Regions from separate parts of the Homo sapiens genome. Here all the other regions are linked to region 3. Evidence: read pairs that join two places in POLR2A ChIA-PET (ENCODE). Cell type or tissue: PC-3. All regions are shown on one strand. Each heading gives the region's core, and the rest is flanking DNA. Links, peaks and the distances in the headings are about the cores only.

What was found. Peaks named below come from ENCODE experiments on the same cell type or tissue, not always from the same donor. Only the 100,000 strongest peaks of a DNase experiment are listed, where the experiment ranks them.
Region 1: POLR2A ChIA-PET joins it to region 3 with 5 read pairs; 3 of 35 experiments call an interaction of 5 or more read pairs at or near these places.
Region 2: POLR2A ChIA-PET joins it to region 3 with 9 read pairs; 2 of 35 experiments call an interaction of 5 or more read pairs at or near these places.

The regions. Positions count from the first base shown.
Region 1 is chr14:72,604,503-72,615,294 of GRCh38, forward strand. It overlaps DPF3 (double PHD fingers 3), which reads right to left. Exons shown (of 11, transcript NM_001280542.3): 11 at 4,532-10,792. It also overlaps a transcript of RGS6 not described here. Among named protein-coding and RNA genes, the nearest start is that of MIR7843, 93 kb to the left of the region's middle. In PC-3, for the core only: no CTCF peak of the experiment used is centred there; DNase peaks (open chromatin) are centred at 3,989 and 4,319; H3K27ac peaks cover 1,662 bases.
Region 2 is chr14:72,581,968-72,592,759 of GRCh38, forward strand. It overlaps a transcript of RGS6 not described here. Among named protein-coding and RNA genes, the nearest start is that of MIR7843, 71 kb to the left of the region's middle. RefSeq lists an enhancer at 6,879-6,928. In PC-3, for the core only: no CTCF peak of the experiment used is centred there; no DNase peak of the experiment used is centred there.
Region 3 is chr14:72,879,584-72,890,375 of GRCh38, forward strand. All of the region lies in intron 1 of DPF3 (double PHD fingers 3), which reads right to left. Among named protein-coding and RNA genes, the nearest start is that of DPF3, 9.1 kb to the right of the region's middle. RefSeq lists a silencer at 2,384-2,584. In PC-3, for the core only: no CTCF peak of the experiment used is centred there; a DNase peak (open chromatin) is centred at 4,658; H3K27ac peaks cover 2,199 bases.

The DNA of each region.
Region 1 (10,792 bases), core at 3,639-8,638, 270 kb before region 3:
GGCCCGTTGCTTCCACTGGGAAGTTCTAAAGTTGCTGTCAAGTTTTATCCTCCAAGTCTGTAGCCACATGAGACGGTGAGTTGTGTCCATCAAAATGGCTTGGATGACCGCTCTGAACATGCACCTCTGTGGACACAGATGACCCAGGGGTTTGAGGAAAGCAGAAAGGGGAGAGAATAAGAGGGTCTGGGTGCTGGTACGACCCTCCTTAGCTCCTCCCAGCCCCCAGGGAGGCTCTCTGGAATTGTGTTTTCCCTCTCTGTTTTGGGTTGAGCCTGTGTTTAGTCCCTGGCGGGGATGGCATTATTTTCCTCAAGGTTTCAAGGGGGTTGGAGAGCGTTTCATATTTCTCTGTTTGGCAAATAGTCAGTCCCCTGCCTCCCCTCCCAGGAATCAGGAATCCCAGAAATTAAAGCCAGAGGGACTCGGGTTTCTTTCTGAGCGGGGCCACTGCAACAGATGCCAGTTGGGCCCAGGAAATAGCCAGGAGGTGGGGAGCACCAGGTCTTGGGTTTTCTGGGAGGCAAGGGAGGGTACAGCCATGGATAAAATGCCGTGGCACTGTAGAGGGCAGGTTTGGGCTCCCTGTCTGGAGCAGAATAATCTTTCTTTCAAAGCTGAGTTGGAGTGAGCAAGGACCAGCGGCAGCCATTCCACTCCATGCTGTGGGCACGTTTCTCTCTGGGTAAAGGGGAGACAGAGCTTTCCATGCTGGAGAAGGGGATGGGAAGGCGCAAATCCCAGCGAAGGGAAGCAGGCCCAGCCCAGATGCCAGCAGAGAGGGAGCAGGAGCAGGAGGAGGGGATGGGAATGAGCCAGGCTTCAGCACAGAGGCTTGGAGATGGCAGGCGGGCGCTTGCACGCAGAGGAGAGCTGACACCTGGATCTCAGCTTGCTTCCCCCGGAGAACACTTTAATGAGGCTCACAGCTGTAATATCACAGAACGAGCATTAACAATGCTAATTACCTGAAGTTTAGCCCGAACATTCCTAACCCACCCACCTTGGGGACACACTGTTGTTCTGGCCCTGCTAAAAGCGCTGATGGTTCAAAACACGGGCTGAGGCTTACGACGCAGATGTGACAGCAGAACACCAAGACAGGCCGGGCTGGGGACAGGTAGGGTAGTGTGTGCTGCAGGCTGCAGGGATGCCCAGGAATGGACAGAGTGGACCCTCCTGGTCATGATACCAATGTCCCTCTGCTCTTCTTAAGAGTAACCCAAGGGAGAAGCCCCAAGTGGAGATCAGACCCCCTTGGCAAAAGCCGGGAATGGGCTACATCCATTTGTGCATGGCAGAGGGTCATGGGACCGAGGTGACCTCCCATCATCACTCTGCACAACCTCAGAGGACACCCCTGTGCCCTTCCCACCATCTAGCCCCAAAGATGGTTTCAAACTGTTGCGTGTTTTTTGAAGCAGCAGAACCACCAATAGAAGACACAGATCAAATCGGAGCTGTGCTGGTCACTGGTTTGAGTTGAAAGTTGGGGCTCAAGGCTCAAGGACTTTCCTTCCACCCTTGTCCCCCGAGACCTCTGGGCATCCCCAAATCACTCCCAGAATCCTAGGCCTCTGCAAAGTCTGCTTGGAAAACCACTATTCTAGAACAATGTAAACCTCTGGCCTCATCGTGTCTGGTATTAAACCATGCCATTCCAAGGCACTGCATGGAAACACACTTTGCCAGACACCCCAGAAGGCCCCTGACTCAGGCCAACTCTGGGGGCTGGAAGACAGGCATGATCTTTTGGTGCATGTATACCTCGATCTGCATGGCCCCTTCCCCAAACCCGCTAAGTCTAGGGCTGACTTTATAGAAACTCATGCCTGTATCTATAAAGTCAAATGTCACCCAGCCAGATAAGACAAGATCTAGAACTTCTGATTCCTCTCTCAGTAGCCTTTCTGCCAACCCAGGGAGGGGAAACCATATTATATCTCTATCGCAACCCCACCCCTTAGACTCCCACTACTGCCGGGTGTTGAGCCACTCATCAACATCTTATCCCACTGGTCCCTTCTTCCTAGGTCTCGCCACCTCACTCCACCACCATTCCAAGCCTTTTCCTCTCCCCAGGGAAAAAGCAGAGGAAGGCCGTTCTGCTCTGCGTTTGCTTGAACATAACTTGGATCCTTCCACTTTTCCCCGCTGATAGTTTGGATGTGTGTTCCCACCAAATTCCGTGTTGAAATGTGATCCCCAGTGTTGGAGGTGGGGCCTAGTGGGAAGTGTTTGGGTCGTGGGGGTGGATCCCTCATGAACAGCTTTGTGCCCTCCCAGCGGTAGGTAATGACTGAGTTCTTGTTCTATTGGTTCACACTAGAACTGATTGTTAAAAAGAGTCTAGGACCTCCCCCTCTCTGTCTCACTCCTTCCCTCACCATGTGACACACCTGCTCCTCCTCAATTGAAAGCTTCCTGAGGTCCTTACAAGAAGCAGATGTTGGTGCCATGCTTCTTGTATAGCCTGCAGAGCCATGAGCCAAATAATCCTCTTTTCTTTACAAATTACCCATCCTCAGGCATATCCTTTAGTAACACAAAATGGACTAACACCCCCTCCCTCCTCCATCCCTCTGACTCAGGGCAATGTCAGTTTCTGGGCTGCATTATAATAGTTAACTTTCTCAGGTCCAACAGAACATGGCACATCTACTGCCTTCTCAAAAGACCTCTCTCAGAAATTGATGGGATAAAATGTCTTCGTCTGTTTGGGCCCCTATAATAAAGTGCCATAGACTGGGTGGCTTATCAACAATAAGCCAAATTTATTTCTCACAATTCTGGAGACTGGAAAGTCCAAGATCAAGGTGCCAGCAGATTCGGTGTCCAGCAAGGGCCTGCCTCCTCATGGACAGCCACCTTCTCACTCCAACTTCACATGGTGAAGGGGCAAGGGGTCTGTCTTGGGCTTCCTTTATAAGGGCACTAATGCCGTGCATGTGGACTCTGCCCCCCATGACATAATCACCTCCCAAAGTCCCTGCTTCTAATACCATCACCCTGAGGGTGGAGATTTCAACATATGGATTTTGGGGGACATACCATTCATACCATAGCAGACTAGGATGCAATGCCGGGTTCCCTGGGGTTAAAGCAGAAATGTGCACAGCTCTCTGTGCAGATGAAAGGCCTGAATGTGGGTGTCTGTGTAATCGTCTGCTGCCTGGATTTTGTTATATGAGCCTAAGTCCCCCTGATTGCTGAATTTAGCAGTTCAGCATTGCAGGTCCAGCTGTCACTTGAAACTGCTTTGGGTGAAGGCCTGGCCTTTCCCCTCTGGTCCCTGAATGCGAACATCTCTCCCACTGCAGAGATGGCTCGACAACCTGCTCAATGACCCATGTCCGCAGCAACCATCAATGGCTTCTCTGCCGAAATAACGGCCCCACATTATGCTTAGAAAAGCAAAGGCTGAAGGCGCATGGATGACTCATTAAAGAACAGTGCAGCACTCACTTAGGGGAGGAATAAAAAGTGACATGGTGTCTTCCCACTGCCATGCCCACCTGTGTCTTACCAAAATGCACAGTAGCTTCCAACTAAAACCACGCTGACTGATCGAGACCAGGGAGCTCATGTTCTAGTTCCCTCAATTTCCCCCTTGACCCCGTTCATCACATGTTGTACTATTACCTGTCTGGTGCCTGCCTCCTTGGCAAGATTGTGAGCCTCATGAGAGGTAGAGCTTTGTCTTCTCTGCTGTAGCCCCAGTACCTAGCATAGAGTAGAGGCCTTTATTTATCTATCTAAAATTTATTTTTGGGAGACTGACTCTTAACTTGCAGCCTCAGGAAACCAATTCCCGCATGGACCAGGAGTCCTATACCCACAGGCTGTTGCTTTAAGGCCATTGCTAAGCAGACTCTAGAGACTCTAGGGGCAGATGTGTCCTCTGTGATACCTCTTGCTCCTTGCCCAGGGCAGCCAACTCACTGCCTTCATGGAAGGCAGCTGAGAGAAAAGAAGCAATGACTCAGCTGGCTTCTAGATGGGTCCTGCACCAGAGGTCTCTCTCTCTCCCCAACCATATTCCCCCACCTCTCCTGTGAGTCATCTCTGATTCATCAACCTCCCTTCTCCTAGAAAATCTAGGGGGCTCCTTTCAGGATGCCCTAGGAGCTTCTCTGAGGGGTCTCCAGAAAAGGAGCTGCTCTACTCCTGCAGATGAAGCTCTCAGTTAAGGCCTGAAGCTATGCTGCCCACTGTGCCCATGAAAGCTGTCACGGTGACTGTGGCTTCCCTGGTGCTATGTATGACGTGGCCAGAAGCTCATCACCAGGCAGCAACTGAGACCTGGAATTTGTTGCTCCTGGAGTCTCCCTGCAACCATGAAAGCACTAGTGTTTCTCTGGAGCCTGATGCACACGCATGCGTGTTTCTCTCTCTCCCTCTCTCTCTTTCTCTCTCTCTTACACAATGCAGTCCTACTGCACACCCCAACATGAAAGGGCTCTACCCCCACAGGATCTCTACATTTGCAAGTGAGGTCCTAACTATCCGTAGGGAAAATAAGAGTTTCCAAGAGTTTTAAAGCCTTTTATTTGTTTACACATTCTCTAAATTGCAGACAAAAGATTCACTACGTGGGTAGTCAACATTGCTAACCAATCACAGAACAAGATACTAACCACAGCAAGGAAGGGGTAGGGGCTTGTGACTCAGTCTTTGAGAACGTGCGAGCATTCCATGGGATATCGAGGGGTCCCAAAGAAGAAGGCTGCTCGATCCCCACATTCTTCATCTCATCAGCGACAGGTCTCCCTCCCAGAACCCCATCAGGACAGGAGAAAAGGCAGCAAGAGAGGTGGGGTGGTCCTGGCACGTGGGCCACCAGTCTTCTGAATGAAGAGTGAGTCCCGGGTCAGGAGTCCACATCAGGTGTGGGCTGCTTCCAATCTGTAGGTTCTCCTGGAGATTGTCACAATCTGCCAGCTCTCTGGGAATCACAGAACCATCATGTCCCCTTAGGATGGCAGAAGATGTGGCACAGCCTCAATCTCCAACACTGAAACACTGAGAGAGCTTGATACGTTCCTTAGGCAGGGCAGAAACATCACAGCACTTCACGTTAGGAACCACGAAAGAGTGGGAACCTGACACACGTGGGAAGGGCACATCCCCAGAGGACAGAGGACAAGGGTGGCACACACACCTACAGAGACCGCAACCACATCACAGTGAAGGAGGAGGACAGCTAACGGGGTGGGAGGTGGGAGCTTTTTGTTTGTCTGTTGCTGTCGTTGCTTTTTAGAGAAGCCAGGGTGGGCCAAATGGAGATATTGTCTCAAGACCATTACACACAGCTTCCCAAATCTGTAGCCCTTTTCTGTAACCTCATGAAAGCTGTGTCAGACTCAGTCCTGGTCTGAAGTACCAAAGCAGCCCAAGGCAAAACCTCATCTGCAAGAGGCAATGCGGCGTTGGGTCCCAAGGATCAGTGGGGAGGGTGTTCAAAAGAGCAAAAAGGGAAACCCTCTTTCATAGGCATTTCTCTCACTGGAGACCCACTCTCTTGGTCATTCCTTTATGACTGAGAGTCTCAGAAGGAGTTGTGAGTGTGAGGTAAAAGAGACAAGCAAGCATTTTGGAATGATGGGGATAAAATGTTGCAGTGGCTTCCCTCTCTGGTGCCCATACCTGGAAGAAGCAATCCCAGGTTTGCTTCGTATCTGCAGGTCTAGAGACATCAATGGAGGCAGCAATTGGAGATCTCAGTGTGTTTCCAGGGTCTCTGACTCAACTAGAGGGCATCCAAGGCCTGGTGGAGCCTGTGCAGGCCTGAGCTTCCTCGTGGAGCAGCAGGTAGGCAGCTCATTCCCAGGGACCTGGTCATCCTTCCTACCATAGGAGCCACCTGCCAAAGCCCACCCAGAGGAATCCCAGCGTTCACAAATGGAGGCGCCCTCACCAAAGCCACTGGACCAGCCTGTCCCTGAGAAGAGACACAGAGGGGCTTCAGCAATGAGAAGAAGAAAACCAATTTCTTTTGGCTTCTTAGCAGAGATGCTCCATGTCTTGGCTGTCAGAGAAATTGAGCTTACAAATTGCCCTCACCCTGAACCCACTTGGCAACGGGGAGATGACCTGGTTGAGGTCTAGTTCTGGCTTTTGTGAATCGACCGTGTGACGTAGACAGCACAGCATCAGGCCAGGAAGGCGCCTGATGAGACCGTGTTCTCAGCCTGAGAGCGCGCTCAAGGGCAGGTGGGAGATGGAGCCTTCTCAGAGCTCAGCCACTGGCTCTTGGGCTCCCAGGTTCATCCCTCAAGGAGCTGGGGACCTGAGGGCTCAGGGCCCACCACTGGCTGCCTGGGGGAAGTGCTGCCAGTCTGGTGTGGAAAGGGTCCAAGTCAGAGGCCTTTGCCTCACCCCTTCCACCAGCAGGGCCATTCAGAGAAGTCTTGGCTCAAAAGAACGTTGCCCACAGGCTTTCAAGTAGGTGAGTGGACCAAACCCCTGCATGCTTTTCAGGCTGTCACGCACTTTAAAACCAGACTCACAGCCAAGCCTTGTGTCCCTGACTACCTCCACAGAGATCACCAGAATTCTCCTCACTGGGAGTCATGTGCCATCCAGGGCCCCAGAGGAGCCTTCCCTTGGGCCACCCCCCACAGAGAAGCTATAGCTCTGAGCCAACATCCACACATGGACAGATACACACCTTCCCCCAAGCCCAGGCATTTTGCTTGAAAGCAAGGTTGGTGTGGCTTCTTCAGGGAATAACTCAAAGCTGAAATCTGGCTGTGACACGTGTGGAGAAAAGGAAAGATGAAACAAACGGTTTATTCCTAATGCTGTCAACACAAACAACTGAGAGTCTAAGCCAGCACGAAGCTAGGATCTGACAAGCACCTGGCCAAAGGTGAGCATGGAAGGTTTGCTGAAAACCTCTCTGATGCTGGGTTTCATCCCTGCACACACCAGCAGTGCCAGATACAGGCGTGGGGCAGCTGACCTTGCTGGGGTCTGGTGGAGTGTGCCCAATCTGTACTTGAAGCCCCCACCCCCCCAGTCCCGCTCTCTGCTTTCTCTAGCAGGGAAAAGACCACTGTGGGGGTCATTTTCTGCCTCTGATCAGGCCCTGCCAGTTGCACCTCCCTGCCTTCCACCCCAGAAACCCACAAGCAGCTCTGGGGACACTGGCTGCCCAACACACTCCAGGCCAGGTGACTTCATCAGTTCACCAGTTTTAATGCTGAGGATGCTGTCATCCAAGGGCATCCAGTGCTTGGAAAAGCAGATTAAAGCAACTAGGCTGAGGTCATCTGTTTTCTTCCCCCGACCCCTCAGCCTCCACAGGGTAGAAATCACTGGATGCCTCCACCTGCTTGTCTTCTACTGAGGAACACGCATCCTCAACAGAGAAACCTACATATACTTACACCTTCCGTGATGGCGCGATACTTGACCTACAATCACGATTGCTTGGCAGAGCTTAATTTCATGGCTGAAAAGCAACTTGAAGGCTAGGCCAGCATGCGGTTTATTTTCCAGCCCCTACAGGACCTAGAGCATTGCCTCGCACACAGTCGATGCCCTGCCAAGGGTTTTAATTTAGCCAGTAACAGCCTGCCCTGCAATGATTCATGGCAGGCAAAAGATGGGTTCATTTTCCTTCAGAGGAAAAACCCCCAGGGTGGACAACCATGGCAGATGAGTGGGGGGCAGCTTGGATGGACTCTGTTCCCTTTCCTGGCCAGAGGAGCACAAATGCCCCCTAAGCATCTGACCATTCATTGCAAAAGCATGACCCATCTGCTTTCCCAAATGCCATGTGGACCAGACGCATTGGTGAGCCAGGGACGCCCTGCCTACCTACCCCGCCTCTCTCCAGCCACCTGCTCCCCACCTCCTCTGCTCTGAGATAATCATTCTATATTTTCATGCTCTTGCTCACATATCAGGCAGTGTTTCTGTCCTTTTTTTTTTTCTAGTACCTAATTTAGGCTTCTTCAACTACATGTTGAAAATGTGCACGGGGTATATTTTCTTTTTCCTATACGCCACTGTTGCTTCCCACTTCCCACCTCCACCCCACTCCTTAGCATCTATCACGGCAGAGGGAAGGGAGGAAACAGTGCAGGGAAGGGAGAGGGCAGGAGGAGAATCAGGGTCTCAGTGGGGAGTAGACATGGAAGGGCAAACCAAGTCCGTATAAACCACAAACCCCATTCTAGCCATAAAAGCTTTGCATCCCTTTGATAGCAGAATTGAGACTTTTGAAGTACCCAACTATTGCCAAATATCTTTCATGAAAAGAAGCATAGGTGAACGAAGGGAAGAGAAGGAGAGAGGTCGCGGAGCCAGTAGCTTTCCAAGCACAAGGCTCCCTTTGCAACCCTGGTGGCTGTGCAGAGGCTGAGAGCTGGAGGAGCAGGACTGGAGAAGACTTCAGGAAAGATGCACCTTGCCTGGCAGCCCCTGGCTCTCCCTCTTGTCCTGGAGCAACATCAAAGTTTCCCTTTGGTTCATTAAGTAGGGCGTGTGTGTGTGTGTGTGTGTGTGTGTGTGTGTGTGTGTATGTGCGTGCGTGCACGCACGCGCATGCACATGGGCATTCCTGTTCTCATCATCAATATTCATAACATTGAAATGAAGAACAGAGATGCAGAGAGGCGAGCAAATGAGCAAATGGGATGCAGTGAGTGAAAATATAACCTGGGAGTCTGTAGGGTTGTGTTGCTGAGGGAATATATAGGCCCCAGGGGCTCACAGGCCTCTGCCATTTCCTACAAGGCCCACTTACCTGCCCTCCCGTCCCCACCATGGCCGCGTTTATTTGCTAGACAGGGTTGGTGCCAGCCTACAGGGCCATTTTGCTCAATGCCTGGGCTAGAGGTCATGATAAGTAATTATATCTCTGTCCAAGAGGGTTCTGGCTGCCTGCCAGTCCTGGTTCCTGCCTTCCTCTGGCCTGCCCTGGGAAATGTCGCCATCAGCAAAATACTCCCTTCTCCTGGTGGAGCCAAAGAAGGGGAACTGTGGAAGGTCCCTCTCTCAAGGCCACCTGCCCTATGACCTGAGGTTGGCACTGGAGCAGAGAAAGGGAAGGAGTGGGGACAGAAGCTGGAACAAAGGGCCCTGGGGAGTCACCTCAGGACCCCCTCACAGCCAGGGCTCACTCAGAACCCAGAGAGAGCCTGTTCCCAGGAACCCACTCACTTCCAAATCTTTCCCCTCATGCAGGGAGTTCCCTGTTCCTTCTAGAAAACCCATGGTACGGAACTGGCAAGCCCGGACCCCTCCTCCTCAGAGTTTCCTGACAGCTCTTCCTTTGGGCCTCTCTTCTAGCTGCCTGGGCTGCGCACATGGAGGGGGCGCCCGCCGCACAGCCAGGCCTCCCCGGGGACAGCTGCTGAGAGGCTCTAAGGCAGTTCCCACTCGCTCTGCCTGGGAGGTTGTCTATCCTCCCACATCCCGGGTGCCCAGCAGGAAGCACCCCCATCTTCCTCTCCCCTCCTTCCCCCTGCCCCACTCTCAGCTGTCCACTCACAGACCAGAGGGTCTCCAGCCTCCCTAGGAAGGGGTTCCCAGCTCTCCAAGACCCACCACCAGCTGCCCAAAGGCCTTGAACCAACCCATCTGTCCCATTGTTTCCACACTCAGGGCTGGTGGCCGTGGCCTCTGGCAGAGAATCATAAGCAGACTCCCAAACCCTGGGAATGCTCAGAAATGGGGGAGGGAGCCCCAACCCCCAGACAGCTATGGAGCCCACCTTCTGACCACGGACCAGTTAGACTCTATGGCAAGCTGGGGTTCAGGTAGGGAGATTCATAGGCCTGAGGCAAATTAAAACAGCTGTTCCCCACCATCACCATCCTTCCCCTTCACCTGGTATCCAAAAGCATACTTTGGGGATGGGAGTAAGATTTCAAAACGGGCAACACACAGCAGGAAGAGGAGGAGCTCTGTCCACTTTGCAGAGGGGAGAGGAGCAGGATGGCCAGTCCCCCTCTTCCCTTCCCAGCTACTGGTGTCCTGGGCTTGGGGGACAGGGGCCTGGGGGCCTGACCCCTCTGGTAGCAGTGCCTGGAAATGCTTCACTCCCCAAGGCTGCAGGCATGATCCAGCCCTCCCTCACTGCCTTCTCTCCCCAGCTGGGTGAGGGGCTTACTTTGCCCTCAGAAGCATCCCTGAAACCCCACACAACCAACGGGCGGCCTCAAGAAAGAGGGAGCTGAATCAGTGTTCAGAACTGGGCAGAGGTTTGGCCTTTTTACAAAATAATAATAATAATAATCTGTTGCCCAGGATCACAAGCCTCAGAAAAAAAAAAAAGAGTTACAATCACTGTTCACTCCCACCTGCTGCCCTCCAGCTCCTTAGCTCGAGGATTTCTCCCTGAGGACATCCAGCTCTCTGCCTTTTTCCACCAGAGATCCTCACCCCTCCCAAATGCCCTCCCACCCTCCCTTCCCCAGGCACCCCTGTCTTTCTCCCTCCCCAGGAATGGAAGCCTGCTAAAAGGGACACCAAGTCACCACTGCTACCAGGAGCCAGGCCTGGGACTTGCGGCATCCTGTGGGAGTGTGAGCGTGGCTCTGGCCAGAGCCAACTTCTCCCTCGGGCTGAGACATGGGGACCCCCTGAAGAGGGGCTAGGAGGGGCAGCCGGGGAGTGAGAGAAGAAGGGGCTGCTTCTGTCCCAGCACTTCCACGACAGGCTAAAAACCAGCCTGGGGGGCAGGGATGTGGTCCTCAGGGCCCGCCCTGGGCCACGGGCGGCGCAACACCCCCTACCTCCTCACACACAGACCCAAAGAGGAGACTATAAGCCCCTCTTC
Region 2 (10,792 bases), core at 5,057-10,056, 290 kb before region 3:
TCACAACATGGCAGATCAAAGGGGAAATGGACACGTATGAAGACACAAAACCCAGAGGTATTTTGGCTTTATATCGACCTACTTTCATGGGAACTAATTTGTTTCCCAGGGAAAACAATCCAGTCTTGCAGAGGGAGAACCCACTACCAGGAGAAAGCACCAAGCCATTCATGAAGGATCTGCCCCCAAGACCTAAACACCTACCACAGGTCCTACCTCCCAATGCCACCATATTGGGGATCAAATTTCAACATGAGCTTCAGTGGAAACAAACCATACGCAAAGCACAGCAGGGTCCCCTTCATGAGCTATTACAGTGTATTAATCCGTAATACCTATCTCCCCCGCCTGCTTGTGGGCTCCTACAGGGCAAGGATGCTGTTGTAGTCAACTTTATATCCCCTGTATCTATTATAACGTGAAACAATAACCATTTCAAAAGTATTAAATGATTAAATTCATGGAAAAAAATGGAAAAGGCTGTAAATTACCCAGTGGGGCAATAGCTTGAGGTGAGCATAACTGAGGATTAGGATGGCAGAATCACACATACAAAATAGATGGCAAAATCACATATGAAAACCAAACATGCAAAACTGAGACATGTTTTCAAATGGAGTACCTGTAGCTCAGGGTTTCCCTTACAGTTTTGGCTGGTGTGTTCCACCCAGACCCATACAATCAAATGTGTTGACTCTTGGTTCTGTGAGTCTTATCACCGACCCAAAGGACAACATCTGTTCATCAGCATGTAGTGTAGCATGACTAGGTATTGGATGAATGACATGGCTATGATGCAATGACTAGGGGAATAATCACACCCTCCACCCTGTCTGGTTCATCATGGTGTGATGATTGATTTTAGGTGTCAACTTGACTGGATTAAGGGAAACCCAGAAAGCTGATTAATCATTATTTCTGGGTATGTCTGTGGGGGTGGTTCCTAAAGAGATTGGCATTTGAATGAGTGGACTGAGTAAAAAAAAAAAAAAATTGCCCTTACTTTTTATGGGGAGATACTGTCTAATCAGCTGAAAGCTCAGGTACAAAAAAAGGGCAGAGGAAGAGCAAATTCATTCTCTTCTGAACTGGGACACTCTTCTCCTCCTTTGGACATCAGAACTCCAGGATCTCCAGCATTCAGACTCTGAGACTTGCACCAGCAGTCCCCCGGGTCTCAGGCCGTCAGCCTCAAACTGAGAGTAACACCACCAGCCCTCCTGCTTCTCAGGCCTTTGGACTTGAATACAGCCATGCTACTAGGTCCCCTTGTTCTCCAGCTCTCAGAAAACCTGTCATGGGACTCCTTGGCCTCCATAATGGTATAAGCCAATTCCCCTAATAAATCCTCTCTCATATATCTATATCTAGATCTGGATCAATGATAGCTAGCTAGATAGCTGGATAGATAGATGATAGACGGATGACAGATCCTATTGGTTCTGTTTCTCTGGAGAATCTTGACTAGCACACATAAGAACATTGCTGTGTCAATATGTACTTTGGGCTGGAGCAAAATAATCTTTGACACATTTGTCCACTCTCCCAGAGTGTTGATCTCAGCGTAGATCAATGGGAGTGATGCAAGAACACAGTCTTCTGAGCTGGTGTTTGCTGGTTCCATGAAGAAGAGAAGGGAGACTGATTAAATCACAACCAAGTCACAAAGTGGAAATTGCTTCCCTCTGGCTCAGCCTTCTTCTTGGGCCAGCTTTTCTGCCAATCCTTCTTGATGCCCCAGGCCTCACGGGGTCTCTTTTATAAGCTGGCAGATGTGTTCAATGCAATGCTGGCAAAATGTCATACAGGTGGCCACCCATATGGTGCCAGTTTGGATCTGACTCCTGGAAAAAATTCTGGAAGCCCACTCAGCCATGGAGGACACCCGCCGGCTTCCTGCACTGGGTCCAGAGCTGTCTGCTCATGGGGACACAGGTGGGAAGCAGGTGTTTCACATAAATGGACCACCCTCTGCTAATCACCACCAATCAAGCCAGTGGTGCAGGAGAAAACAAAATGAGAAAGAATCATCATCCAAGAGGTGAAATGAACTGGTGGCCAAGGAAGCAGGGGGTGCATCTGGATTTCCATAACATAAATGGTCATATTTCAGGCAGGCTTTTCTTTAGAGCAAGCCAGAAACTCAGAGACAGGAAATGTGGGTGTCAGATTTCATTCCAGTGGGTACACTGTCTGGGGTGTTCAATTTAATAAATTCAATCTAATAAAGACCCACAATAGCCAAATCACAGATTCACTTAGCCAGTCATTCAATGTATATTGAACACCCATGTGCCAGGCATCACTCTGGGAGCTGGGGACAGACAGAATGGTGAACAATTTTCACAAGACCTCCCTTTTTACAGATTTATATTTCAGTCAGGGGAAGACAGAGAGATAAACACATAGGAAAATGTCAGGTAGTAATAAGTGCTATGCAGAAAAGTAAAAATGGGTGATGTGATAGGGACTGGATGGCTACTTTAGATTGGGTGGTCAAGGAAGTCCTCTCCGAAAAGCTGACATTTGAAGCTGAATGACAATCTGAATGACAAGGAGGGACCAGATAACCATGCAGGGGTTGGGAGAAGAGCCAGTGAAAAGGCCCAAGGTGAGACAGGTTGATGCTCAAAGGCAGTTGGGGATGGCAGCATCCTGACAGAGGGTGATCCTACAGAGAGTAAAGCGCCAGCCTCTGCCATGGGATGAAGGCATCACCACCTGCAGCTGAGAGAGACTGGGGAAGACAGGGATTGACAGTGACTAGCTCAACAACATTTACCATTAGGATGCTTAGAATTATCAGAAGGATTCACACCAGGACTATGCTTAATATTGGATCATGGAGTCAGGTAGGAAAGCCAGGTTTTTGGAAGTTGGGGGGATTGAGTCAAGGCTAAAAATGAAGCAGGCAAGTATAAGAGAGGCTAGAGCTGAGCTGTGTCTGGAGGATTGCATTGAACCAAGCCCAGGGTTAGCAGGGCTAGAGGCCATAATAACCCAATGGACCAGAAACCCAACATGCAGTCAGGAGCTAGATGCAAAGAAAAAGACCAAGAGACCCAAGCATTATGTCGTCTTCATTTCCAAAAAAAAATGATATGTGCTTCTGATTGGAATAAAGGCCAATTTAAGACAACCAACCTGAGAATACTAACGACTCCCAAATCTATACTTTCAGTCTACACATTTCTCTTGAACTTTAGTCTCAACTCTCTGAAAGTCTCAGGAAGTCCAAACTCAACTTTTCTAAAGTTGAACTCACAATCTCCCTCCCATTCACTCCAAATTACCTCCTCTTTCTCTATTCCACAAATCAGTGAATGACAACACCATCTACAGACTTCTCAAGCCAGGAGGATAGACATTGCAGGCATGAGTTTCCTGAGGAGCAGACTCTGAGATGGATATTAACATAATGAGGTGTATTAGAAAGAGCTCTTCACATCCCACCTGTGGAAGGGAAGGGAAAAAAGCAGGTTGGAAAGAAGAGGAAGTTGAGCTGCAACAAAGTCTCAACCAAGGCCTCATCCAAGCCCTCTGGGAGATTTGAAGCAGGGATGGCCCTTCAAAGTTGTCTTGAGTTGGGTTGAGAAGTCTGGAAAATAGCTTTTACACCCAAATGTTGACCAGTCATTGGATGTGGGCTGTCCAGGAAGGCAGTGTGATCTTGGACAAGATGGCTGTCTTCAGCCAAGGGCAATTCTCCCAGGAGCTAGAGGAATAAGTCCTTTGGTCTTGAAGAGTTCTGGGTAGCACGTCAAAACCTCCACTCAATCATCCTTAACTTCTTTTCCCTTTGTATCATCCTGATTATCCCATGAGGGATGAGTGCTGAGGGGCTACCTTCTATACACTTCTCCTATCCATCCTGTTCTCTCCTTCCAATATTGCCACTGGTTCAGGTCTCAAAACTTCTCACCTGGATAGAGTCTTCAATCTGCTCTCTCTGGTCCTCTCCAGTCTATACTCCATATGACTGTCAGAATTATCTTTCGAAGACACAATTGGAACATAGTACTCTACCATTTAAAACTCTTCCTTGGCTGTCTTCAGAATAAAATCTGAATTCCCCTCTAGATAAAATCTGAATTTCAGATCACAGAGTTACAGATCCTTCATGGCCTGGCTCCCACTGACTCCTCTGTCCTGATCTATCCCCACTCCTATCTCTGGACTCAGCCTTTTTGCAGAGCTTAGTGTTCCCTGATTGCTATGGCTTGGATATGGTCTGTTTGGCCTCACCAAGTCTCATGTTGAAATTTGATCCCCAGTGTTGGTGGAGGTACGGCATGGTGGCCGGTGTTTGGGTTGTAGGAGTGAAGCCCTTATCAATGGCTTGTTACCATTCCCACGGGTTTGAGTTAGCTCTCACTCTTAGTTCTTGAGAAAACTGGTTGCTGAAAAATGCTTGGTGCCTCCTCCTCTCTCTCGTGCTTCCTCTCCTTCCCCTTCCACCATGGGTGGAAGCAGCCTCAAGTTCTTGCCAGAAGCAGATGCTGGTGTCATGCTTCTTGTACAGCCCACAGAACCACAGGCCAAATAAACCTCTTTTCTTTATAAATTATCCAGCTTCAGGGATTTCTTTATAGCAATGTGAATGGAGTAAGATACTGATCCTTTCGACACAGGGCACTTTGGTCAGAAAGGCCTCTTTAATCTCCACCCTCTCTGACCTTTCGTGCAGAGCTTACTCTCTCCTGAAACAATATACCCAACACAACCCATCCCTACTTCATCCCGAAACATCTTGGTCTGCAGCATCTCAAATGGCCTGATGCCTTGTCTGCCTTACCCATGAGACAGCAAGATTCTTGAGAACAGAGACAGTATCTTATTCTTTTTAATATTCCTAAATACTACTTTGCAGGGCCTGGTGCATAATAGCTGCTCAGTAAATATTTGATGAGTCAATCAGTCAACCAACGAGAATAAGAGGCATTAGTAATATTACCTGAATATTTAACACTAAAACAAGATACTCTCATGAACTCATCTACTGAATAGGAACATAATCCCCACAAAGAATGGACAGATTGAATCATCATACCAGGGCAACAGCCCCCAGAGTGTGTTAGGACTGTGTCCAGCCATAACAGCCTTTTGTCTCCAAGCATGGTTTTCACCTATACTTTGGGTCAGCCACGTCTCTGTGTTTCTGGTAGCTGATGGGACATGTCCATGAATGCCCACGATGGCTCATCTAACTCATGCCAAGCCCCTCTAGCATGCCTTCCTGGACTTAAAGACTGAGAACTGAAAACCACATCCATTTCCAGCCCCCACATGACTTACTCTCCACCAAGCAGACACATCCATGAGAGAACTGGAAAATGGGACTGAGTAGTGTGAGATGGCAGCCATATATGGGGAGATCAGAACTGGTAACTGAGGTGTTTTGTTGCTGGGGGAAGCTGTGACGGTTCTATCACCTCGCCCCTTGTTTCAGAGACAATGAGGTGGGTCCAGGGGGTCGCAGCAGTGTGTTTCTGCTCTAATAGTCATTGGGCATTTCTCCTGGCCCATTTCCTGATGCAGGTAAAATCCACCCCATAACTTATAATAAATTCCTTTATCCTTAAACTGGCAAATAATTAATATACCCACTTACAAGGAGGCCTGAAGAGTCTCCTTGGAAAGGGTCCAACCTCAGGGGTAGTAGGAGTCAGATGTGATGAACTTAAGCCAGCAGCAAAGCCTCCATGATCAGCAGAAAAATTCTGCCCCTCAGATTCATCCCCTGGCCCAGCCCACATGAGTCCTATCCAAATCTCATTCAGAACAGAACTGTCGGTAAAGTACAAAGAACTGTCTACTAACACTAGGTAAAACCTTGGGGCACAACCCGCCCTGCTTGGCCACCCTGAGGCCCTGCTTGGCCACAGAGAAAGATGGATTCTACTCCACTTTGCTTCACAAATCCTGCAGCTTTGACATCCCAAAAGCTTCCAACAACAGGGAGACATCATCGGCCAGTAAGAGATGGTAGTGCTTGACCAGATGTCTTGGGGAGGCTCCAGAACCTGGGAGCTTCTAGCTAGAGCAGTGGCTGCACCAGAAAGAGGCAGCCCTTTTGGGGAGCTCGGGTACAATTCTCCCTAGGGATTCCCAGGAATATCTGGGCACAGAAACATGTTATGGTATAGATAAAAGACACTACCTAGGGACCCCCATAATATTGGGACGAGCTCTCATCTGGAAGCCTTTGTGAGATAGCCCCCAGGGGTTCCCAGAAATACTTGGGAAGACTTGTTTGTGAGCTCACCTGTGGGAGTACTTGGGAACTATCATAAATATTGTAAAAGGGTCTTTCATTTGTGAGCATATCTGAGACATGCCCTAGAGATTCCCAGAAAGACCTGGGAGGGACTGTCACTCCTGAGCTCGTGAGAGACGCCTCTGAGGACTCCCACCTCCACATGCAGGGACTCATTGTAAGAGTATGAGCTTAAAATATTGGGGGGCCCTTTGCAGGAATTAGATGTTCTGCATCATCAGTTTGAGGCAAATTCTAGTGAAAGTTGAGGATTATAATTCTTGTGACCTTTTTTTGCCCATGGACCTGGGGCATTTATATACTTGTATTAATGCCTGAGAGCCTCACCCCTTCCCCCTTCTGAGTAATGAGCATTATTTAGGTCTGGCAATTCTTTTGTTGAGGTTGCTATCAAAACTTGCTGGCCTGGAGCCATTTTGACCCTGTCTGGTGACCACGCATGTCACTGTTATGCTCCCTTAGGTAACAAAGTTACAGTTGAACTTTCAGAAGGCAAGTTTCTGTTCTTTCTTTCGGGGTACTCCCTCTTTGTTACCCCCTTGTGATTTACAGAAAGAAATGGGAACTTCCACAAACTCGTTGGCCTGGGTGAAGAAAGGAGTGTGCAGGAGAGATGGATGGTCGTGTGCAGGGCCCCTGGGTGTCCCAGGTGCCCCGTCAAGCCAGCAACCCCTCTCTCTGATTGGCTGCCAGCATGCCCCCCCAACTCTGTTCCAACACCAAACACTTCTACCTGCTGCAGCTCCTTCGAAGAGTTGGGAAGCTTGCCTCAGAAATCCATTTGAGAACAAAAGACATGAATAAACCATTCATAGAAGAGGGAAAATAAATGACTGCTGAACACTTGGAAGGATGTCTAACTACACTAATAATTTAAGAAATACAGTTTAAAACCAACTGCCATTTCCACCCATTAAATCAGTGTTTAAAAAAAATAAAATAAAGATATCCAGAGCTAGCAGTTGGAGTGGAAAGTGAGGTTCTCACCTGCTGCTGGGGGCGCTTAAAATTGCTGCAAACTTCAGCTGGGCACCATGGCTCATGCCTGTAATCCCAACACTTTGGGAGGCCAAGGCAGGTATATCACTTGAGCCCAGGAGTTCGAGACCAGCCTGGCCAACATGGTGAAACCCCGTCTCTACAAAAAATACAAATATTAGCTAAGCATGGTGGCACACACCTGTAATCCCAGCTACTCAGGAGGCTGAGGCAGGAGAATCACTTGAACCCAGGAGGCAGAGGTTGCAGTGAGCTGAGATAGCACCACTGCACTCCAACCTGGATGACAGAATGAGACGCTGTCTCAAAAGAAAAAAAAATTGATGTAAATTTCTTGGGAAGCAATATGTCACTATATATATATATCAAAAGCCTTTAAAATGTTCTGCCCTTTGACCTTGTTACTCTGCTTCTGGGAATCTATCCTAAGGAACAAACCAGATTTTTGTGAAAGGATATGCATTATTAGAGCAATCACAAAAATGGAAACATTAATGTCCAAAAAAGATAAAACTATTAAATAATGATACATCTATATGCTATAATGTTAACAAACTCTAAATATCATGTTTCCAAACAAAGTCACTACACAGAGAATTGCTTACCATGCAGTATTGGATGGGGGAAACACAGGGTTCAAAAACACACAAAGGGACTCTCTGACTGAAGACTCAGCTCCAAAATATAAAACAATCTTACAACTAAATAAGAGGATAACCTAATTAAAAAGTGGCAAAAGATTTGAACAGGCACTTCTAAAAAGAAGATAGGCAAATGGCCAGTAACACATGAAAAGATGCTCAACATTAGTAGTCATCAGAGAAATGCAAATTAAACCAATGGGATCCCACTACACACCCACTAGAATGTCTAAAATTAAAAAGGCCAACAATACCAAGCGTTGCAAAGATGTGGAGCAACTAGAACTCTCATTAATTGCTGGTGGGAGTTTAAAGTAGTCCAATGACTTTGGAGAAGAGTTTGGTAAGTTCTCATAACGTGAAACAGCCTCTTACCACATAACCCAGAATCCCATCCTAGGTATTTAACCAAGAAATAAAAATATATGTTCACAAAAAATGCTTGAATATGAATAGGCATCACAGCTTTATTCATAATAGCCTCAAATTTGCAACAACCCAAATGTTCACCGACAGGTGAATGAATAAACAAATTGTGGCTCGTTCATATAGTGGGATGTTACTCGGCAATAACAGAGCAATACAACAACCTAGAAGAATCTCAAAAACGTTACACTGAGGGAAAAAAAGCCAGACATAAAGACGTACCCGTAAGTTCCCTTTATAGGAAATTCTGGAACAGACAAAAATAGTAGTCACCTGGGGCTAGGTGAAGAAGGGGTTGCAGGGGCCAAAATAACTGTAGAGTTGATGGAACAAGATTAAAAAGATAAACGCTTGTTGCTTGCAGCAAAAAGTAACCAGTAAAGGAATTATAACCATTTGCGAGGCGGGGAGAGGAGCCTATAATGAGAGCAGGAAGTCTAGCGGATAAGGTCCAACACTGATAAGCAGGAAATGGCGGTAAACCCACGTCAGGTGGAAAATACAGAAAGACATAACCACCAGAAGAAAAGACCAGAAGGGCTAGAAGCCGCTGTCTCTGAGGATCAGGACTGGGGAAGGGAGAGAGGAGGCAACAGGATTGCTTTTCATCCTAACCCCTCTGTTATTTTTATTAGCTATACCATTTTTATTTACTATGTGCACATATTATTTTACCAAACATTAAAAAATACATTTAAAACAGCTGTGCATGGTGTATGGGTACCAGTATTGTAAAACATATACAAATAAATTCATACAAAAAAAAGACTTGAAGGAAATACAGTCATTGTCTGGGAGAAAGTTTTATAATGCTATTTTGCCCCTTCTTTATACTCATCCTTTTTTCCAAATTTCCTGCAATGGGCATGCATTATTTTTATAAACACGAAAACCCGTTATATAAAGAAGCAAAATTATGTTAAGAAATACATTTTAAATGATATCTGAAATGAAGTGAAGGAAACAAAATTGAATATAAAAGTAAATTCAATTATGTGAAACAACATACATGAAACTAGAGACATTTAAGAAAATATTAACAATAATTATCCCAGAGGTGGAATTATGGCTGATTTTTTTCATCTTATCTTTCCTTTTTTCTAATTTTTTTTCCATAATAACTATGATTAAACCAGGTTTGGCTGGAGAACTAAATTTGATCTCTCTATTGGCTTCAGACCAAAATAATAATGTAATGTCTCCGCGTGGTACCAGGCACCTAGAAAGCCCTCCAGGAACACTTGTGGCATTAAGGGAACTGAATGTAAATGAGGTTTACTGGTGACTGCTTCTAATTGAGCCCGTTCAGCTTCAGTCACTCAATCACAGCATTTACCTGGTGCCTACTGTGTCCAGTGACCTGCACAAGAGACTGTGTGGGTGTTGGCAGCAGAGGATGCAGGTACTCTCACCTTGTTGTGTGGCAGACCAGTTCGCAGAAGAGAATAAACACCCACACATAAAAACAGATGGAAAACATGCCCAGAGAAAACAAATGGATACATCTAGCCTGAAGGGTTGGGTATCCTGTCCTGGCTAGCCTCACCGTGGACATCCTTGGTGGAATCAAGATGGCAGCCCCTTCTCTCTACTCCCTCTTCTCCCGTCTCCTCAATAGCCACTACCCCTTCCGTCATGCTAAAACCAACAGAGGCCCTGGAAAGTCAGTTCAGTTTGTCTCTAGTCCCAGGAGGGGAGAGTCATCCAAAATGTCCAAGACAAAGATGAATAGCAACAAACACCTGGGATTTTTTACCATTTGACCACACTTAACTCCAGGAGGGCTGGGCTTCATCAGTGATTCCATGGGAACAAAGAAGCCAATAAGGAGGAGAAAGGGAAAGAGCACCCTGAGATCCTCTGAAAATGCTAAGGGAAGTCTGAGAAATCACCAGTGTGTTCTCTGGCCACAAGGGTCCATCTCTCCACCATTTGGACAACAGGCAGAGGGAGAAGTCACAAAATTTTCTGATGGTCCAGCCAAATTCACTGGTTCCCAAGAAACTCTCAACAAGAAATACATGGCATGCACATGGGTGCATGCTATGGTCTGTATTTCAAGCATTAGAACATTCCATGGCTGTTCCTATCTCCACCTGCAATTCCATTAAGACCAAAGGAAGTGTAACAAGGTGTTAAGCTGAAGGTTTGCCTGAGAAACCATGACACAATAGACATGACATTCCAATGTGCCAGATGATGCATATTTTCAAGGAAAGAGCTAAAAACTTATTACAGAACTCAAGCTTCTCACCCACACCTACATTGAGGGTATAAAATGGTCTGGCTTTTCAAGATTAAGGGAGAAGATTTGTGAAGAAAATTTATTTGGAAAAAAATTATTGATGTGCTGTGGGCCTCACCCTTTCCAAGAGGGAGAGAGAGAGGTACCTGTCCCTCATCTCAAATCTTGTGAAAGGGACTTCAAGGAGACACTCAGAAAGCCTGG
Region 3 (10,792 bases), core at 2,068-7,067:
CAGAAGATGACAGATGTGCATCAAGTGCGCCCAGGGACAGGGTGGAGGTGGAGGACAATCAAACCGCCTGCCCAGAGGAAACCGCCTGCCCAGAGGAGCCACAAGCAGTTTGCTCAGACACCAGGGGAATGTGTGACAAGAGTCGTCTCTCTGGGCAGGGACACAGAGCATCCCCTCAGACTAACAAGTTCACACACGTCTCTCACACTGAGGTTCTTACCCTAGAGCCCATGGGCCTCCAGGGCATCCAGAGATGGGCTCTTCCAGGTCTGTGAACCCCATAAAACCATAGGCAGATGTTCACATCTATATGCGTGTTTTCCGGGGAGATGATCCACAACTTTCATAGGATTCTTGAAAGGGCCTGTGATTGCCAAAGAAAGGTGAAAAAGAAACACCCATCAAGACTGAGTAGCCTGCACACTAGACTGTGGTATAGAATCCAGTTTCTCCCTGTCTGTCTCCTGCATATGGCTCAGTAACAGACATAGTAAGTTTTCAGAACTAGCAGAACTAAAGGGATGAGAAGAGCATTCCAGTATAAGCAGATGGAAAGAAATTACCATTGGCATCACCAAAACAAATACCTGTGTGTACTGACTGTGTGCCAGGCTCTGGGCTAGACTTTAAAAACCAGTATCTCTTTCCATAAAGCCACATGGAAGAGTGTCTTCTCAGCCTCCTGTTCCTGGAGCCAATATTGCATATTGGAGTCCCTAAATGTGGATTCAAGTCACCCAGAGCAATTCACTGCAATCGCCAGATCAGGCTCAAACTTTAGTTGGCAGTTGCCTAGCAACGAGTAACCCTGAAGACACATCACCAAACCCAGATGCCAAAAAGGGCATTTTGTGGACAAGCTAGTTCTGAAACCAGCCCCTCATAAGTCTATTTGTCAGGCCTCCCTGGGGCTGTTGGGGTAAGGAGTAGACTTTGCAGCCAAAGGTAGGCTGAGAGGAGAAAGATAGAAAGGCATTGTTTTTTGTTTTTTCAGACACGGTCTCACTCTGTTGCCCAGGCTGGAGTGCAGTGACACAAACACGGCTCACTGCAGCCTCAACCTCTTGGGCTCGGGTGATCCTCCCACCTTAGCCTCCCAAATAACTGTGACTAAAGGCGCGTGCCACCACACCCAACTAGTTTTTCTATGGGATTTTGCCCTGTTGCCCAGGCTGGCTCGAACTCCTGGGCTCAAGCGACCTGCCCACCTAGGCCTCCAAAAGTGCTGGGATTACAAGTATGAGCCATTGCACCCAGCTGGAAAGTGTTCTGCTGGTTGTATGTTTTCCCACCTCTAGGGAATAGGCATGAGAAGGGGAACTGAGGGTTAAAGGAGAAGGCAGCCTCCAGTGGAGAAGGCAGCCTCCAGTAGAGAAGGCAATTGGTGCCTCTTCACTTCCTCTTTCAGATTGTACCTATGGTTACTCTTCCAAGAAGTTGCTTAACAGATGCCACCCACACCTAAAGACGCATAAAGCAGCAGGAAGACTTGACTGAACGTACATCCAGTCCTTCCCTAAAGCCATCATCCTCCTGCAGCTCCAAAAACCCCACTGAACTATGGAAGGCTGGGGTGAGCAGGATGATAGACCTCAAACTACTTCTAACAGTGAAACTGGGGAAGCAGTTTTTAACCAACTCTCCAAGGCAACTCACTCCCTTACAGAGGCATGAAAGAGGCAAAGAGATCTCATTCTCTAAAATTCAGAGCTGTTGTTGTTGTTGTTGTTGTTGTTGTTGTTGTTGTTGTTGCTGTTGTTGTTGTTTTTAACACAAAGCTCAGAAACTCCTTAAGCTAAGAGGCAGGTGAGACTGGGTTTCCCAAGACAAAGTTTCCAGTCCAAACCATCACATAAGGCCAACACTGGGTATTCTCCCTGTGTCGATAGTGGGAAGCCTGGGAAGACGGCCTTCTTCGGAATCCACCGTCCCTTCCCTTGAAAGGTCTTGGGGGTAGGAGGAAAAGGGGCAAATAAATATATCAGTCTGGAGGTGATTCAGGAAGAACAAATGCGGATGTCAAACAACAAATAAGGCAGATATAAATCCAAATAAAATATTAAAATCATTAAAGGGCTGCTGCTCCCTGAAGATTGGGAAAAATGAAGAGAGTTAATTAAAAGCAATCTCCATGCACTGCTGAGCCGGCCAGCCCTGATAAATCAACAGCTGGGGCTGCTGTGGAGGGCAGGCAAGGGGCTTCAGGAGGGGGTGGGCCAGCTGGGGGAAGGGGGTCTGCCACTGAGATGGCTGTGATGGCAAATTGAACACAGTGACTTAAGTTTCATGTTTTATTAAATATTTTATGACCACTGAATAAAGTTATTCTTTGGAGAGGGAGAAAATGATGAGCTGGGTAAGTGAAGGGGGGGAAGATAAGGATGAAGAGGTATTGTCTGATTCAAAACATACTTAGGACTGTGACGTTGGAACCTCTGATATCGCCCCCAAAGGCCGAAGCTTTGGGTTTTTTTTCTTTCTACTTGATCTGCAAAGGTAGCTGTGTCTTCGTCTTCTAAAATCTCTCTACAAAACTTGGGTTATGTTTATCTGAGGGACCAGGGAAGGCAGTGCAGAGTCAGGGAAAGTAATGAAGAGGAAGAAAAGACAGAAAAGATCCTCAAAATTGTCATTGCTGATCAAAGCCAGACTTTTAACACAAAACTAAAAGGTCAGCAGAAATGGTGGGAACTCTTTTTTCTTTCTTTACTTCTTTCCTTCTCCCTTTTTTCTGCAGCTAGTTTTTGTGTGTAAAATGAAAAAGAGCTCCAAATTTTGGGGCTCAATCTAAGTCAAAAGCCAGCTATTTCAGAAGTGTTAGAAGAACAGGCCCTTCTCTATTCTAAGGGGAAACCCTCCAGTTCTTCCTTGATGAAAATATAATCAAGAGAAATGATTGGGGGAAAGTGTTTTTTTCTCCTCCATAGAACTGGGATTGGAAGGGGAGTGTGTGCATGGGGAAACATAAGGAATTATGCATTTGGATATGCATTTTAATTAGGTGGACAGAAGCAGCCGCCTGTTAATTTTTCTTGCTTGTTTCCACTTAGCATTCATCACAGGCAGAACTACCATAGAGCGCTCCCACGATAATAGATGGTTCTGCATTGGCTAAGTCCTCAGGGAAAATAATTAGCAGGAGAGAATATATTCTCTCCCCTCCCACTGCCCCATCCACCCTGCCCTCCCCCTATCACCAGCACCGCGTTGCCGCCCCTCTCCCCACTCCCCTCACCTATAGTGGTTTTCCTAGGAAAAGCCGAGGGCAGCAGTCAGCCTCCTGGTTTGCTAGCACTTACTTTGCCCTGCCAAAAAACAAGGGTCTAGGAGAAGAAACAGACAGATCAGAAGTCTCTATTGGAGTGGAAGCTCCTCGATGTAGGGAGGGAGTCAGGTGGCTGTGCTGATTAGTTCTCAGGGGCAGGCAGGCAATCCATGTTGGTTGTGGGATGAAGGAACTCCAAAGAGGATGAGAGAGTTCTCGTTGTGCTCAACTGGCAGCCAAAGATGTATCGAGAGTTGCTGGTTGAGGACAGCAGGAGTAGGGATGATGTTTTTTGCTTCATTTGCTCTTGTAAAGGAAAGTTGCAGGGCCAAGTAAGTGCAGTGGTTTTCACCTGCAATCCCAGCATTTTGGGAAGCTGAGGTAAGAGGATCACTTGAGGCCAGAAGTTCAAGACCAGCCTGGGCAGCACAGTGAGACCCCCATCTCTATAAAAAAATTAAAAATTAAGTGTGGCAGTACGCACCTGTAGTCCCAGCTACTTGGGAAGCTGAGGTGGGAGATCACTTGAGTCAAGGAGTTTGAGGCCACAGTGAGCTGTGATGGCACCACTGCACTCCAGCCTGGGTGACAGAGTGATCGCACTACTGCACTCCAGCCTGGGTGAGAGTGAGACCCTATCTCCAAAAAATATATGAGAAAAGAAAATAAAGAAAGTTGTAGCTTTGCAGCAAGACTGAATCTGAACCACTTCCAAGGCTGGCAACCAAGACATGCATGTAACTCTGAGATCTGACCCCACCGCAATGCTCTCTGGTCTACTTTTCTATAAAGAATCTGGCCTGGCATGGTGGCTTACGCCTGTAATCCCAGCACGTGGGGAGGCCCAGGTGGGCAGATCACTTGAGGTCAGGAGATCGAGACCAGCCTGGCCAACATGATAAAACCCGATCTCTACTGAAAATACAAAAATTAGCTGGGTGTGGTGGCATGTGCCTTTAATATCAGCTACTCCTGTGTCTGAAGTACAAGATCACTTGAACGTGGGAGGCAGAGGTTGCAGTGAGCCAAGATCACGCCACTGCACTCCAGCCTAGGCGACAGAGTGAGACTCTGTCTCAAAAAAAAAAAAAAAAGAAAAAGAAAAAGAATCCATTCTTGCCACTGACCTCCAATGCCAACAGCTCACTCTCCTTATTCACAAGCAGATCTAAGCCCCTGCCCCGCCTCCACTTCTTCTCTCTCCCTCAGTCATCTCAGTTGAAGGAGGAGCCAGAGACCAGGCAAGGACCAAAGGCCCAAGTTCCCAGAAGAGCACCCCACTCTACCAACCGCGCTTCTGCTTCCTCTGGTTTGGTGGGTGAACTCAGGTCAGGGCTATGACCGGAAATGAAATGAGGGTTTCCCCTGAGCTCACATTCTCACTTATTTCAAACCCAGACAATAGGAAAATCCCACTGAGATCCCAGGGCTATTTACACAGCCTGGATGAGTAGACCTTGCATTTCCTGAGAAACAATGATTAGATGTGATGGGTAATGCCAGAAACATTTATTTTTGTTTTAATATTTAAAATAATGTTTAATATAGTAGGTATTATTGACTGCCTGAGGAGGCCATGATCAGCTACAGGAAACTTTTAGTTCTCATAGTAACACCTCACATTTGCACTTTCCACCTTCTGAAATGTTTCCACATCCATTATTTCATGTGGGCCGCTGCGGGGAAGCCAGGCTGGAGGAAGGGGAAGGGAGGAGAAGGGAGACACAAGCTCTCCTGGCTGTTTGGAAGGACAGGCCTGACTTGCTAACTCCTGCCCCCCAAGCTATCCTGTCATCACCGTGCTTCCACCCACCTCCTGTTGTCAGACATCACATCTCCATCCACCTAGGAAGCCTTCACTCCAAGCCTCACCAGGTAACTGCTAGTGCTACAGCCCCTGGAACTGCCTCAAACCCAAACCCTGACCCCCACGAGGAGTCCCTGCCCTCAAAGGAAGGGGGATATAGGCTGGGCACGGTGGCTCACGCCTGTAATCCCAGCACTTTGGGAGGCCGAGGCGGGCGGATCACGAGGTCAGGAGATCGAGACCGTCCTGGCTAACACGGTGAAACCCCGTCTCTACTAAAAATACTATATATATATATATATATATATATATATATTAGCCGGGCGTAAGGCGGGCGCCTGCAGTCCCAGCTACTCGGGAGGCTGAGCCCGGGGAATGGGGAATGGCGTGAACCCGGGAGGTGGAGCTTGCAGTGAGCCGAGATCGCGACACTGCACTCCAGCCTGGGCGACAGAGCGAGACTCCGTCTCAAAAAAAAAAAACAGGAAGGGGGATATGAGGGGAAGGCAATCCCTGTGGCTGGGGATGGGAGAATTGAGTCTCTGGGTTCCTAGTTCCCAGTGTGTTTATCCCAGAACGCAATGGACTACCAATAGAGGGAGAGGCAGAGAGGTTGAATTCTGTAATACTATTAGGTTTGGGTTTTTTTGTTTGTTTAGTTTATAAGGTGGAGAATGCCTATATTATCTAGAAATGTAGCCGCTAATTTTTTGGGTTTGTTTGTTTGTTTGTTTGTTTGTTTGTTTGTTTGTTTTTTGAGATAAGGTCTTGCTCTGTCACCCAGGCTGGAGTACATGGAGTACAGTAGCGTGATCACAGCTCACTGCAGCCTCAACCTCCCGGGCTCAAGCCATCTTCCTGCCTTAGCCTCCCGAGTAGCTAGGACCACAGGTGTACACCACCACACCCGGCTTTTTTTTTTATTTTTTGTAGCGACAGGGTCTCATGATATGTCCAGGCTGGTCTTGAATGCCTGAGCTCAAGGGATCCTCCTGCCTCAGCCTCCCAAAGTGCTAAGATTACAGGCATGAGCCTAGCTTAGTCCCTAGATTTTACAGTCCAAAAATGAAGGAGACCTAGGCATAGTGAAAACCCAAAAGAAATGAAAATGGGGACTCAAAAACAGCCAAAAGGTGAAACAACCCAAATGCCCATCGGCAGTTAAACAGGTAAACAAAAAGTGGGCTATCCATACAATGGCCATAGAAAGGAATCAAGTTCTGACTATGCTACAACATGGATGAACAAACATTGAAGACATTATGCTAAGTGAAATAAGCCAGACACAGAAGAACAAATATTGTATGTTTCCCCTGATATGGGGTGCTAAGAATGCAGAATGGTGGTTCCCAGGGATGGTAGGAAGCAGGGGATGGAAAAGTATTGTTTAATGCATACAAAGTTTCTCTCCGGGATGATGAAAAGGGTCTGGGCAGCTGGGCACGGTGGCTCATGCCTATAATCCCAGCACTTTGGGAAGCTGAGGCGGGTGGATCATCTGAGGTCAGGAGTTCGAGACGAGCCTGGCCAACATGGTGAAATGCTGTCTCTACTAAAAATACAAAAATTAGCCAGGTGTAATGGCGCATGCCTACAGTCCCAGCTACTCGGGAGACTGAGACAAGAGAATCACTTGAACCTGGGAGGCGGAGGTTGCAGTGAGCCAAGATCGCGTCACTGCACTCCAGCCTGGGTGACAGAGCGAGACTCCATCTAAAAAAAGAAAGAAAGAAAAGGGTCTGGAAACTGATGGTGGTGATGGTTGCACAAGGTGGGAGGATCCCTTGGGGCCATGATTTCAAGACCAGTCTGAGCAACATAGCAAGACCTCCATCTCTACTAAAGATTAGAAATAAATGTACTTAATGCCACTGAAATGCACACTTTAAAATGGCTAAAATGGTACACTGTGTGTTATGTATATTTTAGCACAATAAAGAAAAATTGAGGGAATGCCTCTCTCTGCTGGAGGTCAGGGTGACCATTTTGTTTTCTCTTTAAAGTCTCAGAATTTACACACCAGCTCCTGTGTAGACTCTGATGAGTTCTGCAACCTCCTCCCCCTTCTCTTTATGCTTGCAAAAAAACTGCCATGGAAGCTTTCCACCAAAGAAAAGCCTGATAATAATGTCCCCACTGAAATCTGAGATGTTCTGGAGACATGTCACTGAAGGGGAGGCATGAAGTCCAGTCTAGTCTTGGCTAATACCCACTCAGGTAGGGGCTAGTTCCACACAACTGCTGGGCACCTCCATTTCCTCAGCAGTAACACAGGTATGCTAGAGGAAGCTCAGTGAGACATCAGTACAGGTCCACTTACTTCAGCTCACTAAACATCCAGGTATCTGTGGCTGCCCAAATTAAAATAAAATAAGCACTTTATTTTCAGATTAATTGGGATAGGTGCCATGGTAGAGGAGAAGGCCAGAGAGATCATGGACAAATAAAGTCCAGACCGGAGGACTGGCTGGAAAATTGGTTACCCTTCTGCCTCCAAACACACACACACACACACACACACACACACACACACACACACACAAAAGGAAGCAAAATACAGATGTTCTCAGTGATTCCAGTCTTTTAACCACCAAAAACTGAGTGCTTATCCACGTCAAAATAGGCCAATTGGTCTTCAAGTTCCTCATTCTCATCAGCTTCTGGATGGGATGCTAGTGAGAAGAAAATCACTGAAAAGGAAGAGCCAGAGGAAAAGCCCACATTCTAAATGGCCCACCACCTGGTCCTCAGCCTCAGACCTTGAGAAGGGATAGGAAGTTCCACCCAGCTTAGAACCCCAAGAAGGGAGCACCATGTAGCAAGACTGAATCAGAGAATAAGAAACTGTGGAAGTCTCCAGTCTTAAATGTTCTCTTTAGAGCCACACTTTAAAAATAAGAAAAAATCAGAACTCTGGCCCCTAGCTGTCCTCTCTGTCCTAATCCACCATAATAAGAGCCAGAAAGTTGTTGGCTTGAAAGGAATTTGGGGAATCAAAGTACATCACCATCATAAAGACAAGGAATATGCGGCTCAAAGTTCTGTGTCCCAGATCACAAGCTAGTTGCCTGTAGCTCTGGAAGCGGAGCTCAAGGCTTGGGATTCCTCTCCCAGAGCTTTTTCTCCTCCATTACTCTGAAGTCACTAAGGCTACAAAAAATCAGCCACTGGTGAGAAATGAACATGGAAGAGGAAAAGAGGTTGAGACGGGTTTCATCAATAGCAGGTGAAAGTGTGAGGATGGGAAAAACTTTCTGGTGGAGCTTCCAAGTGCAGATCATTCAAACAGCAGATTTTCAAGGTGAATAACAACAACTAAAAAAAAACCTTTTATCAGCAACCTGAGATGATCACAGTCCCCAGATTCAGAGAGGGAGGAGAGGGTGCAAAGTGGGGATTAGACATGTGCCAGCATTGTTCCGCAGGCTCAGAACTGAGGCCTGGCTGGTGAGGACTCAATGCGGGCTATTTGAACCCCATTATTAGGAGCTCTGAACCTAATCCTCTCACCCCTCCCTGCTTCCACACATTGCCCCTAAATTGTAACCTCTTCAGGGATTCTCTCCCTTCCCTTGCCACTGCCTGCCACACTAATATTCACAAACACACAGCCTAGAAATTCTCCAGTCTGCTCCTCTTCCCTCTGCCCCACCAACACCTCCTAACCACTGCTTTTAAAACTCTAATGCAAATCACAGGCTTCAAAAACCTTCCCTCAGTGACAGTTTTACGATGCTAGCTCCATTCATCCATATGGTTTGACAGACTGTGAAACACCAGTAACCGGACCAATAAGAAAAACAAATTACAAAAACACTACAACACCTCATCTCTCCCCAGTCACTCAAACAACTAGAAAACTTTGGAATTTGCAATGGATCACAATATCAGTCTCTCTTGCAGTTCAACAACAATCTTTGCAGAGTTCCATACCACACAGTGGTTTTACCCACTCCTCCATCCTCCCCCTACCCAAGGCCACTCTCCATCTTTCCTTGTTAACTACCTTCATATTTAAAGACTATTTAAAATTAGGGCCATGCTTACAAATTCCCCTGTTGGGTCGTAGCTGGGCAAAAAATATTTCAGTGGTTGTGGGATTTTTTTGGCCAGAGGTTTGCAACATTTGGCTACATTTCTGTTTTCTAGTGACTTTCAAAACACTCAAAAACCACAAAAGTTACTTTGCAGAGGTTGGGATAATAAACAGGCCTGGATTCTGGTGCCTCTTTATGACCCAGCCCCCATCGCCACTACTGTCAGCATAGCTGCCTTAGAAAACTGAAACATCAGCCTCAGTTTCCATTCTTTTTCTGGTGCATGATCAAAACAAAACATGCTGACCATGACATTTTATTTTTTGCATTGATCTGAACAGATGGCTCTGAAACAGCTTTAGACATTATGGTCTTTCTCAGATGTATCCAAATTCCAGCTACCTGCATGATTCCAAAAAGAGGAGGATGAGAGGTCTCCAACTCAGCTGTCTCTGAATTCAAGCCCACCTTATGTGACTAAGCAGCTCCCATTCAACTGGCAGTCTTCAATGTCTCCCGGGAGGCCTGCAGACCAGGCTATTTTCAGAGGTTTACCCTGTGACAATGCCTCCACTTGGGTTCTCGCAGACATTAATCTCCATCATAGGTGTCTCATCAAAAGCAGACATTTACCCATTGAAAAATAATGTGTGCTAATGAGGTTTGGAGAATTTAGGGCTTTTTTATAGTGGCAACCAGAAGCAGATGGAGAACAGGTTCTTGGGAATCTGTTGGCTTACAACGTCCGAGGGTCCTTTTTCATAAGAAGCTAAAACAATGTCCATAAAAGGCAGCAAGTTCACAAAGTCCCGGCCTCAATGCTGTCTACTTAGTACCTACCCACATCCCCCCAACCTCGACAGAAAGAGCTAAGAGGAGATTAGAACCAGGAATGTGACCCCCACCCCTTCCCCTCTGATATCTAAACTGAGTGCCACAGCAAGAGTGAGGTCTGGCTTCTAACTTTCACATGCACAAAACCACTTTAGATTAGAATACACTAATACAGGTCATAGAATGCACAAAGAGATCTAGATTTGACGTTCATCTACACACATGACCTGCTGTTTGACTTGGCTAAGTAAGTTTATTTTCTTCTCCCAGAGTAGTGTTCTTAACAACAAAACAGGGACATAAACACATACCTCCAAGCAAGGTTAACTCCTTACAAAAGAAAGTTTCAATACAATCACGTATATGTGTGTGTTCACAGTTATAAGCATGACAAAATAGTTTATGGGTCTCTTTATAAATAATTACTTAAGGTAAAGCCCTGTTGGTTCATATGGAATTTAATAATAATAATTTTTTTCTAAGTAGGCAATTATAATAATAGACATATATGTGTATAATCAAGTCTGGCAGAAGGTGGCAGACATTCTCAGTTAAATGCATACCAACCAGGATTTTGATAATACAAGAGTAAGTTGTTTAAAGTACTGATTGCAGATTTGGGGGAAGGTGGTTTATCTGAACTAGAATATTAAGATTCAAATTTATATTAAAAGCATTATGTGGCCAGACATCGTGGCTCACTCCTATAATCCCAGCACTTTGGGAGGCCAAGGCAGGCAGATCACTTGAGGCCACGAGTTTGAGACCAGCTGGCCAAGATGGAGAAACCCCGTCTCCACTAAAAAACACAAAAATTAGCCAGGTGTAGTGGTGCGCGCCTGTAATCCC